Regions from separate parts of the Homo sapiens genome. Here region 2 is linked to region 1. The links are chromatin contacts, found by Hi-C in ENCODE. All regions are on one chromosome and are shown on one strand. Each heading gives the region's core, a stretch centred on a gene start or an enhancer-like site at or near the end of the contact. The rest is flanking DNA. Distances are from core to core; before and after follow the strand shown.

Evidence for each region. A loop is a pair of places that touch in the nucleus more often than their neighbours do. Pooled maps may share reads with other maps.
Region 2: a loop to region 1 is called in a pooled map, with 4 times the contacts of the local background. The contact joins two enhancer-like sites. A Hi-C loop is called at or near these places in 3 of 168 maps with a recorded cell type or tissue (B cell, naive thymus-derived CD4-positive, alpha-beta T cell and natural killer cell), 7 of 37 single-sample maps with no recorded cell type and 14 of 50 pooled maps.

What each region holds. Positions count from the first base shown.
Region 1 is chr9:4,936,994-4,941,880 of GRCh38, forward strand. No RefSeq gene overlaps it. Among named protein-coding and RNA genes, the nearest start is that of JAK2, 46 kb to the right of the region's middle. Within about 2 kb of position 2,223, at least 4 of the 41 ENCODE cell types and tissues checked have a DNase peak (open chromatin) inside an H3K27ac peak, as active enhancers do.
Region 2 is chr9:4,602,245-4,607,131 of GRCh38, forward strand. It overlaps SPATA6L (spermatogenesis associated 6 like), which reads right to left. Exons shown (of 12, transcript NM_001353486.2): 10 at 3,103-3,196; 11 at 1,935-2,025. The coding sequence ends at 1,936. Among named protein-coding and RNA genes, the nearest start is that of PLPP6, 58 kb to the right of the region's middle. RefSeq lists enhancers at 3,250-4,449, 3,863-4,440. Within about 2 kb of position 2,532, at least 2 of the 41 ENCODE cell types and tissues checked have a DNase peak (open chromatin) inside an H3K27ac peak, as active enhancers do.

The DNA.
Region 1 (4,887 bases), core at 973-3,472:
CACCACATCTCTCCTGAAACCCCTGACTTCCCCTCTGCTACCATCACCCAGGGATCCCCCTTCCCACTCCTGTAACACTTTATGTCTGCTGCTCTACAGTACTTACCACACATCTCCCTCCCACCTGTATCAGATGGTCCTATGGGTAGAAAAATGTCTTATATCTTAGTAGTCCAATGTACCTGGGATGTAGTAAATGTCAGAGTCCGAAACTGTCTTATTTTCCAGATTTGGGCTTTGTAATAAAGGCCTTTTGAAGATAATGCCTAGGTCTTTGATATGTAATTTTAGGTAAAAAGAAAACTGAAGGAATGACTCTAATGGTAGAGGTTTCCGGCTGGAAAAGAGGATAGTGTTATTAGAGTCTGTGGGTAATTTGGGGGACAGAATGGTCTTCCTGGTAGTCCTTGAATCATACAAAGTCAATGATAGTTAGCTTGGTGTACCTGCTTGTTAAGATGGGCCTGGACAATGCTCTGACTTGTTGGGAAATAAGTAGAGTGAACAACAGTGTCTGTTTGTCTGGGACTGTCCCCATGTTAGCATGGAAAGTTCCATATCTTGGGAAACCCCCAGTCCTGGGCAAACCAGAGCACTGGTCACCCCATACAATCCAAATATACAGTGGAGTATGGCCTCTTAACTGTCACATTAACGTGCTGATAACTTGGACTCTAGTACTTGTAGGGAAAAGATAAATCTTCAAATAAGTAAACAACTAGCCCAGTTTGGGAGGATGTCAGTTCTGCTTTCTCATTAAGATAAGGCAATCTTAAAATCATTAGAGAACTCACAAATGTGGCTATAAAAATAACAACAGTTACATAATTAGATTTCCTTGGCTGAAACCACTAATAAGACATTGCCAAATTTTAGCTTATTGTTGAAGATAAATCTCTCTCACCCATTCTCTCTCTCTCTTACACACACACGTGCACACACACACACACAATTTTTATTTTTCTGGCTTAGCATACTTTTATTTTAATTATAGGTTTTATCGTTTTTCACCATGTTAACAGAACAAAGTTGGTTTGTTGTTGAAGGATATGATTTAAATGGATAGCTATTGCTGTGGTTTACTGAAAGCACAATACTGCATTATTTTGAAAATATGTTTAATGAAGCATATTTTCATTTAAAGCATACCTGTACTTAATGGAAATTTTTGAGATCCATCATTTCTAAAGATGAAGAGAAGAGGCTGTGTAGCCACCAAATGCTTGCTGGCCCTCTAACGCCTAAAGTGCTACATTTATTTATTATAAGAATATAGAGATAATAAGACTGTTTATGAATTACAAATCAATAATGAAATAACTCTTGGGCTAAGGACAAAATCAAATGGAAATTATAAATCACATAAATATGAATGGGCACAGAAGCATTACTCTACAAAATCTGTGGGGTATGGTCAACATGTTGTTCAGAGGGAAATCTATAGCTTTCAATGTCCATATCAGAAAAGAAGAGACATGGAGAATAAATTAACCAAACTTTCAAATCAAAATTTAACTTCCTAATTCAACCATCAAACAAACAAACAAACAAACAAACAAACAAATAAAACACAAAGTAAAGAGAATGGAAAAAAATGTAATGGCAGGAAATAATGTGATAGAAAAGGATAATAGAGGCTGCTGAACTTGAGGAAATCCTCCTTTTACACAACAAGGATGTCAGCTGCCCAGACTCTGACTTGGAGACTCACCTCCCAGCCCAAGGAATATGCGTTATGAGAGTAAGAAATACATGATTACACCTCTGCATGGATGACTGCAAAGGGGACAATAATAACTAACAATAAGACCCATGTGTCAAGCATTATGCCAGGCAGCTTATATAAATTATATGGTTTAGTTGTATTTCTTCCTCATTTTCTGATAAGAATATTGAAACACAGGATGGCCTAGTAATTTCCTCAATACTGAGGGACAGTAATTAATGTAGCTGGAACTTGAACTTCAGAAGGGTTATTAAGTGGGGTTTAATTTACCACATGTTGTTAAAGATGCCATTGGCTTTAGAAACATCTTGTTTTGAAAATTCGTATCTGTTTGGGAAGATCATGATACTATCAGTCGGTCATGCTTTAGAGTGAAATGGTTCAAACAGATTGCTTTCCTTTCAACAGCTAGCTGAGGTTAGCTGTGTTAAGAGAATGGGAGTTTTGAAGTGGTTAAAGAGAAAGAAGTAATGCAGGAGTGGCACTGCTTAGAGGCTAACACCCCCATCGGAATACTGGGCAGCTGGTAAGCAAAAGTACAGAAAGGGAAGTGAGAAGATGCCAAAGATAAACTCTATTTCAAAATTCTGACTATGGTCAGCCCCACCCTCAAGAAGAGAGGGACAGGTTCTTCCTCTTTTTCTGTCCTGTACAAAGCAATCTCCTATTCCCAGGACCAGGAAGTTCAGGTCCAAGGGCCACTCTAAGGAAAATAGAGTTGGAAGGGACTTTAGGGGTCCTATCCAGTCTACTCACCACAAGGCCTCCCACACCCTCCTGCATGAATCCTCCAAACTCCTCCTGACCATCTTTGCATCTTTGTTGCTCCTTTGTTGTCTATTTGGGGCTCGAGTTAGTTGTTAGAAATTCCTTTCTATCAGCCAACAATCTTATCTCCCTTCAACTTCCCCTCATTTGTCTTATATCTGCCCCTGGAATTGCCCAGTCTGTGTGGTATTTGTTCCAATGGAATTTGATCTGTCATATACTGTTGCTTTTGGCTGATTTGCTAAATTGACTGGATCTCTCTCTAAACTCAATGATTTGGATCAAGGTAAATGCTGGTAAAATGTGCCAGCAATTTCTTTTTCAGAAAGATCTTGCTATTGCTCTGTTACTTTTGTTTGTTTGTTTTTTTTTAAAGAATGTTCCCAATAGATTCATTTTGAGGGAATAGATTCACCTATGAATCCATGGAGTGACCCACACAAAACACCTACATAAAAAAGAAACAAAAAGAGTATGTTTTCTTACTGACAAACACTACTTGAAAGCTCTTCAAGTCCTTCGTGGTATAATAAAGTAAATAGATATTGAGAAGAAGAGATCATCTAGTTAACAAACATGGAAAAATGTTCCACCTCACTTTTAATTTTAAAAGTGATAAGATACCCCTTCCATTCATTTGGCTACAAAGCATAGCAACATTTATAATAATATTTAATGTTTGTTAGTACTATAGTACATTACCAGTAGAATTAGAAACGTCTTTTAGAAATTGATTTAGCTATATGTATTGAGATCTTTTAGTTTTATTTATTTAGTAATTTTTAGAGGCAGGGTCTTGCTATGTCGCCCAAGCTGTTCTTGAACTCCTGAGCTCAAGGGATCCTTTTGCTTCAGTCTCCCAAGTAAGTAGAATGACAGGTGCAAGCCACTGCACCTGGCTATCAGGAGATTTTAAAATATTCTCATCCTTTCACCTAGTAGAATCTCCTGGGTATTTGTACTAAGGAAATAATCCAGAGATTAAAAAAATATGCCTACGGTTTGCACTTCTCACAGGAAAATTATTCATAATAGTGAAAAATTAGTCACAGCCTAAAATCTAACAACAGGAAATAGTTTAACTAGATTATGGTGCATCCACTCAATGGAAGATTATACAGCCATTTCAAATAACGATTATGAAAAAAACATTATATGTAATCTATATTGTCCTAGTGGAAATATCTTAGGTAAGTCAATGGTAGCGAATCAGAAAAATATTGAGACTCAGTAGTTTTTAGCCACATGAAAAATTCTTGCAGTATATAAAAAACAATGTATACAAAGAAATGCACCAAAATTATTATTATGACAGAAAAAGGGTGGGAGAAGTGTTTTTATATTTAATCAAGAGCTGTACTGTATAACTGAATTGTTTGCCAGCGGAGCAGAAGGCAGATGGCTTGGTTAAACTCACACATTCTTGCCCACTCCAGCTATTTTTATAAGGCTCTTACGGTTTTAGGATTTTCTTACATTTTTGTTGATTCTTGTACTCTATTTACTTCTTCTCCAACTTCATTATGGAATATTATCTAGTGTTTATTATTTGTCTGGGGTCCCCATTGATATTAGCAAAAAACACTGGTCATTGGGTTGTACTTGATTATTTGAGTCTTCAAAGCTCCTTGTCATTGCATATTGCGGGACTGAGAGTTAATATAAGGATATGATTCTATCAATCAATTTTCACAGATATATATGTCACTGAACACGAAATATGGGATATATTAGTCAGCTATTGTTACAATGCTGAGTAATAAACAGCTCCAAAACTCAGTGGCTCATAAAAATAAGCCTTTATTTTCCTTGTTCATGAGCCTGTGGATGATCTGGGATGCTCTGCTTCTTTTGCAGGACAGCTGGGCTTATATCAAAGCCTCAAGTTGGGATCAGGCCTGCTTCACATGTTCCCAAATCCCATTAGCTATCTGAGGCATATTCTTCTCCTGGTGGATTATGAAAGGCAAGAGGCCAAGTCAGGAGAATTGCTTGAACCCAAGAGGCAGAGACTGCAGTGAGCCGAGATTGTGCCACTGCACTCCAGTCTGGGTGACAGAGTAAGACCCTGTCTAAAAAAAAAAAAAAAAAAAAAAAAAAAGAGGCCAAGTCAAACTACTTAAGGCCTATGCTCATGTGTGCTATCATTTAATTGATCAAACCAAATCACATATGTAATTATGCCCAACATCAATGAGAGAGGGAAATAACTCCCATTAGAAGTTCACCTGACAGAAGGAGGGGGTAAAGAATTGAGAGCAATGATCTAATGTACCATAGGGACAATGTACAAACAGATTAATTTAAATAATTGGAAAGAAATACCTACTGACTTGCAGAATAGGTAGGATTATCTCCATGTGTGAAAAATATCCTATTTTTCGATTAGACTA
Region 2 (4,887 bases), core at 1,282-3,781, 330 kb before region 1:
CAATGTAATTTGGCATTTGATAATCATGTGGGCTATGTTCCGTATAACCACCTAAATAATTGCCTAGACGGCAATTATTTTGGTAACCAGAGAGTAAATGGCCCAGAATCCGTCCTTTAATCTAGCAAGCAGAACGTTCTAAGGTAGAAGCCTCCAGAATGGGCCATTACTGAGCTGTCCTGCACATTCCTCTGTGCTAAAGGTGGGGAGCCCTGGCCATTCCTAAGGCAAGCCAACTTGTTCTGTAAAGCATGCATGACCCTCAAAACAGACTTTCAGGAGCCTGACTACAGTGAAAACTTAGCAGGTCATCCCACACTCCTTTATTGTTTAGAAAGACGCATAATTATTCTGATCCTGCTGACATGAGGACTATACAGGACAAAGCTATAGGATCCTAGTGGGAGCCTTCCAAAGGCCAATGCCCACGAACTCTGCTTGGGTTCCAAAGGGCCCTCCTTCACACATGGGGAGACATGGATTTCCATGTAAGATTACACTCTAGCTTTGAAAATGCAATAGAATGTAGTGGTTAAGAGAATAAAGCTCCACCATTCACTAGCCATGTCACCTTGAGCAAGGGACCTAACCTATGCCTCAGTTTTCCTATCTGTAAGATGGAACTAATGATAGTACCTATCTCATTGGGTTGTCCTGAGAATTAGATATGAATTTGTTTAATACATGTGAAGTATGTGTACTAGTCTCAGCACTCAGGCCGCATGTCATAAGGAAGAGCGATTATTATTCTGGGCTTGAATGGAAAAGAAAAGAATATATGAGAAACGATGATGTCCCACAATGTGGCTAACTACTTGCCACAGATCTGAATTCTAGAGTTGCCTTGTTACATGCATTCATAATCAATGCATATTCAACATGCATTTATAAAAACTCTTTACTGCGACCGGGCACGGTGGCTCACGCCTGTAATACCAGCACTTTGGGAGGCTGAGGCAGGCAGATCACGAGGTCAGGAGTTTGAGACCAGGCTGACCAACATGGTGAAACCCCATCTCTACTAAAAATACAAAAATTAGCTGGGTGTGGTTGTGCACACCTGTAATCCCAGCTACTCAGGAGGCTGAGGCAGGAGAATCACTTGAACCTGGGGGGTGGAGGTTGCAGTGAACCAAGATTGCGCCATTGCACTCTAGCCTGGGTGACAGAGCTCCATGTCAAAACAAAAACAAAAACAAAAAAAACCCTCTTTACTGAGCAGCAACCATTGTGGAGGGTCAGGTGATACAGAGACAGCAGCAGGGTGGAGATGGGTAGGCAGGTTCTTGTTCAGTGCACACACCTAGTACATGTGTTTGCAAAGTTAAATGTGATTCCATTGTATGGCACTAAATACTGCGTATAAAGCAGTGAACAACAGAGACAGATTCTCTGATCTCATAAGGTTTCACTCCAGTAGAAGAGACAGATTTTAAACAATCAGCCCAGATAAAAATATAATAAGAAATTGTGTCATAATTTATGAAGGAAAAATGCTGTGTACTAAAGGGTACACATCACAGAGAGAGGGAGTGTCGTGTCATAGAAAATCATAAGCCTGGAAGGACAAATAGAAGTTATCCAGGCAGAGTCAGGAAGACATATTCCAGATGGAGAAAACAACATGTGCAGAGACCCCATGGCAGGAAAAAGCTCCGTGTTCAAGAAGCTGAAAGAAGGCCGGAAAGTCTATTAGATAAAGGGTGATGTTGCGGGCAGGGGAGATGATTACAAGAGGAAGCAAGAGAGCTGGAAGGCACGTGCACTGCAGTTATCATACAGAGCAAGGGAAGAACGCAGTTCTCAGGTCTCCTCCAAGTCTCCTGTCCTCCACACTTTCTAGTTACTTCATATTGATAGGAGGAAACTGAAATTCTTTTAGCAAACCAAGATAAGGAGAAGCACTTAAGCTGCTTACTTACATAAGACAGTACCTTAAAAATATCTCTGTTCATGCAGTGAGTATTTCTTCAGAGGGTAGCTTGGTCTTTCAATGATATAATTTACTTCAGAGGTAGAATCTTCCTACAATAAAAACAAATCCAGCAATTATGTTACCCATAACATAATAGAGATGGATGATACCCAGATGTGTAGTTTTGCATGTAGGAGGTCTGTGCATCCCATTTATGCCGTTATATGGGGTTCACTATATATGTGTGTATATAGAATCTTTCTTTTTTTGTAGAGACGAGGTCTCATTATGTTGCCAGGCTGGTCTTGAACCTCCTGGCCTCAAGGGATTCTCCCTCCTCAGCCTCCCAAAGTACTAGGATTATAGATTTGAGCCCCAAACCAGGCCTTTGTTTACATTTTAAAGAGATTCCTTGCCTGAAAAGGTTGGGAATTAAAGCAAAGCCAATGACTTTGCAGAAAAGAATTAAAGTAATTCACTACCCTGATGGTTAGGGCAAACAACATTTAGTTTTAAGTGTCATCCTGCAAATCTAGCATATGTCAGTATATAATAAGTCAAGAGGACTAATTCAACTACATGGCATCATTAAATTCAGCCACTGGGGGCACTGTTGTCCTATATTTGAATTCTTTGAGCAGGTGAACTGCCACTTAGCTGTGTATCTGAATCAGTGACAAAGTACTGGGAATACCTACCAATGGATCAGAAGCACTCCCCATACCCCTGTAAAAGTCATACAGCCAAAACCACCTTATTAAATTCTAGAACAACTTTCTTCCATGTTGTGGCCTTACATAGCTCACACAAACAACTGTATTCTTCCCTGGACTGGGATTCATGTGTGCAGGGGAAAGGAATGCTCTGTGGGCCACTTAGCCTGTCTTCTCTCAGTCCTTTGAAAGGACCTCTGCTTGATGAGTGCTGTGCACCAAATTAGCTGCTACTCCTCCGTTGGATCCAAGCCCCACTGTCTCATCCTCAGGAAGCCAGCCCTGACTCCCAGCCATGTCAAATACCCGCTACCATTCAATCTCAGGACAACAGGTAATCTCCTTGGTAAGCCTCACAATTTTCCACTTATTTCTGTGGTTATTTGATTAATGTCTGTCTCCCCGACTAGACTGTAGGTCCCTGTTCACATATTATTTAGTGAGCAAAGATCTAGTTTTATAAGAAAGTCTAACCTTGTTTTGGTGCAGCTGTGCTCTGTGGGATGTCAGAAGACTGCATACCCTCTCATGGATATTCTTCCATGTGGACTGAGAACCAGGATGGAACCTGCTCAACAGATGGAACAGGGTGGAATATTAAGCAGCTACTAAAAAGGACACTTAAAGCACATGACGGTATGGATTGATATTTAAAACTTAATTATAATAAAAAACAGCAGCATGCAAAATGGTAAACATAGTGTGATTTCAATGTCTTTCTTAAACCTACCCATAGGAAAAGCACTGGGGAATAAAAACTGCTCAGATGTTAAGAATTTTTTGTGTTTCTATGTGTGGCTATGAGTGATTCTTTTCTTCTTTGTACTTTCCTGTGTTTTTCAGATATTTCTCTCATGAACAAACCCTACTTTTACATTTAAAATTTTAATCTAAAACTTTTTAATATAAAATTTAAATCCGGTTTTCGGGGAGAGCCAAGATGGCCGAATAGGAACAGCTCCGGTCTCCAGCTCCCAGCGTGAGCGACGCAGAGGACGGGTGATTTCTGCATTTCCATCTGAGGTAGCGGGTTCATCTCACTAGGGAGTGCCAGACAGTGGGCGCAGGCCAGTGTGTGCGCGCACCGTGCGCGAGCCGAAGCAGGGCGAGGCATTGCCTCACTCGGGAAGCGCAAGGGGTCAGGCAGTTCCCTTTCCGAGTCAAAGAAAGGGGTGACAGATGGCACCTGGAAAATCGGGTCACTCCCACCCAAATACTGCGCTTTTCCTACGGGCTTAAAAAATGGCGCACCACCCACCTGGCTCGGAGGGTCCTACGCCCACGGAGTCTCGCTGATTGCTAGCACAGCAGTCTGAGATCAAACTGCAAGGCGGCAGCGAGGCTGGGGGAGGGGCGCCCGCCATTGCCCAGGCTTGCTGAGGTAAACAAAGCAGCCGGAAGCTCCAACTGGGTGGAGCCCACCACAGCTCAAGGAGGCCTGCCTGCCTCTGTAGGCGCCACGTCTGGGGGCAGGGCACAGACAAACAAAAAGACAGCAGTAACCTCTGCAGACTTAAATGTCCCTGTCTGACAGCTTTGAAGAGAGCAGTGGTTCTCCCAGTACGCAGCTGGAGATCTGAGAAGGGGCAGACTGCGTCCTCAAGTGGGTGCCTGACCCCTGACCCCCGAGCAGCCTAACTGGGAGGCACCCCCCAGCAGGGGCACACTGACACCTCACACGGCCGGGTACTCCAACAGACCTGCAGCTGAGGGTCCTGTTAGAAGGAAAACTAACAAACAGAAAGGACATCCACACCAAAAACCCATCTGTACATCACCATCATCAAAGACCAAAAGTAGATAAAACCACAAAGATGGGGAAAAAACAGAACAGAAAAACTGGAAACTCTAAAAAGCAGAGCGCCTCTCCTCCTCCAAAGGAATGCAGTTCCTCACCAGCAATGGAACAAAGCTGGACGGAGAACGACTTCGACGAGCTGAGAGAAGAAGGCTTCAGACGATCAAATTACTCTGAGCTACGGGAGGACATTCAAACCAAAGGCAAAGAAGCTGAAAACTTTGAAAAAAATTTAGAAGAATGTATAACTAGAATAATCAATACAGAGAAGTGCTTAAAGGAGCTGATGGAGCTGAAAACCAAGGCTCAAGAACTACGTGAAGAATGCAGAAGCCTCAGGAGCCGATGCAATCAACTGGAAGAAAGGGTATCAGCGATGGAAGATGAAATGAATGAAATGAAGCGAGAAGGGAAGTTTAGAGAAAAAAGAATAAAAATAAATGAGCAAAGCCTCCAAGAAA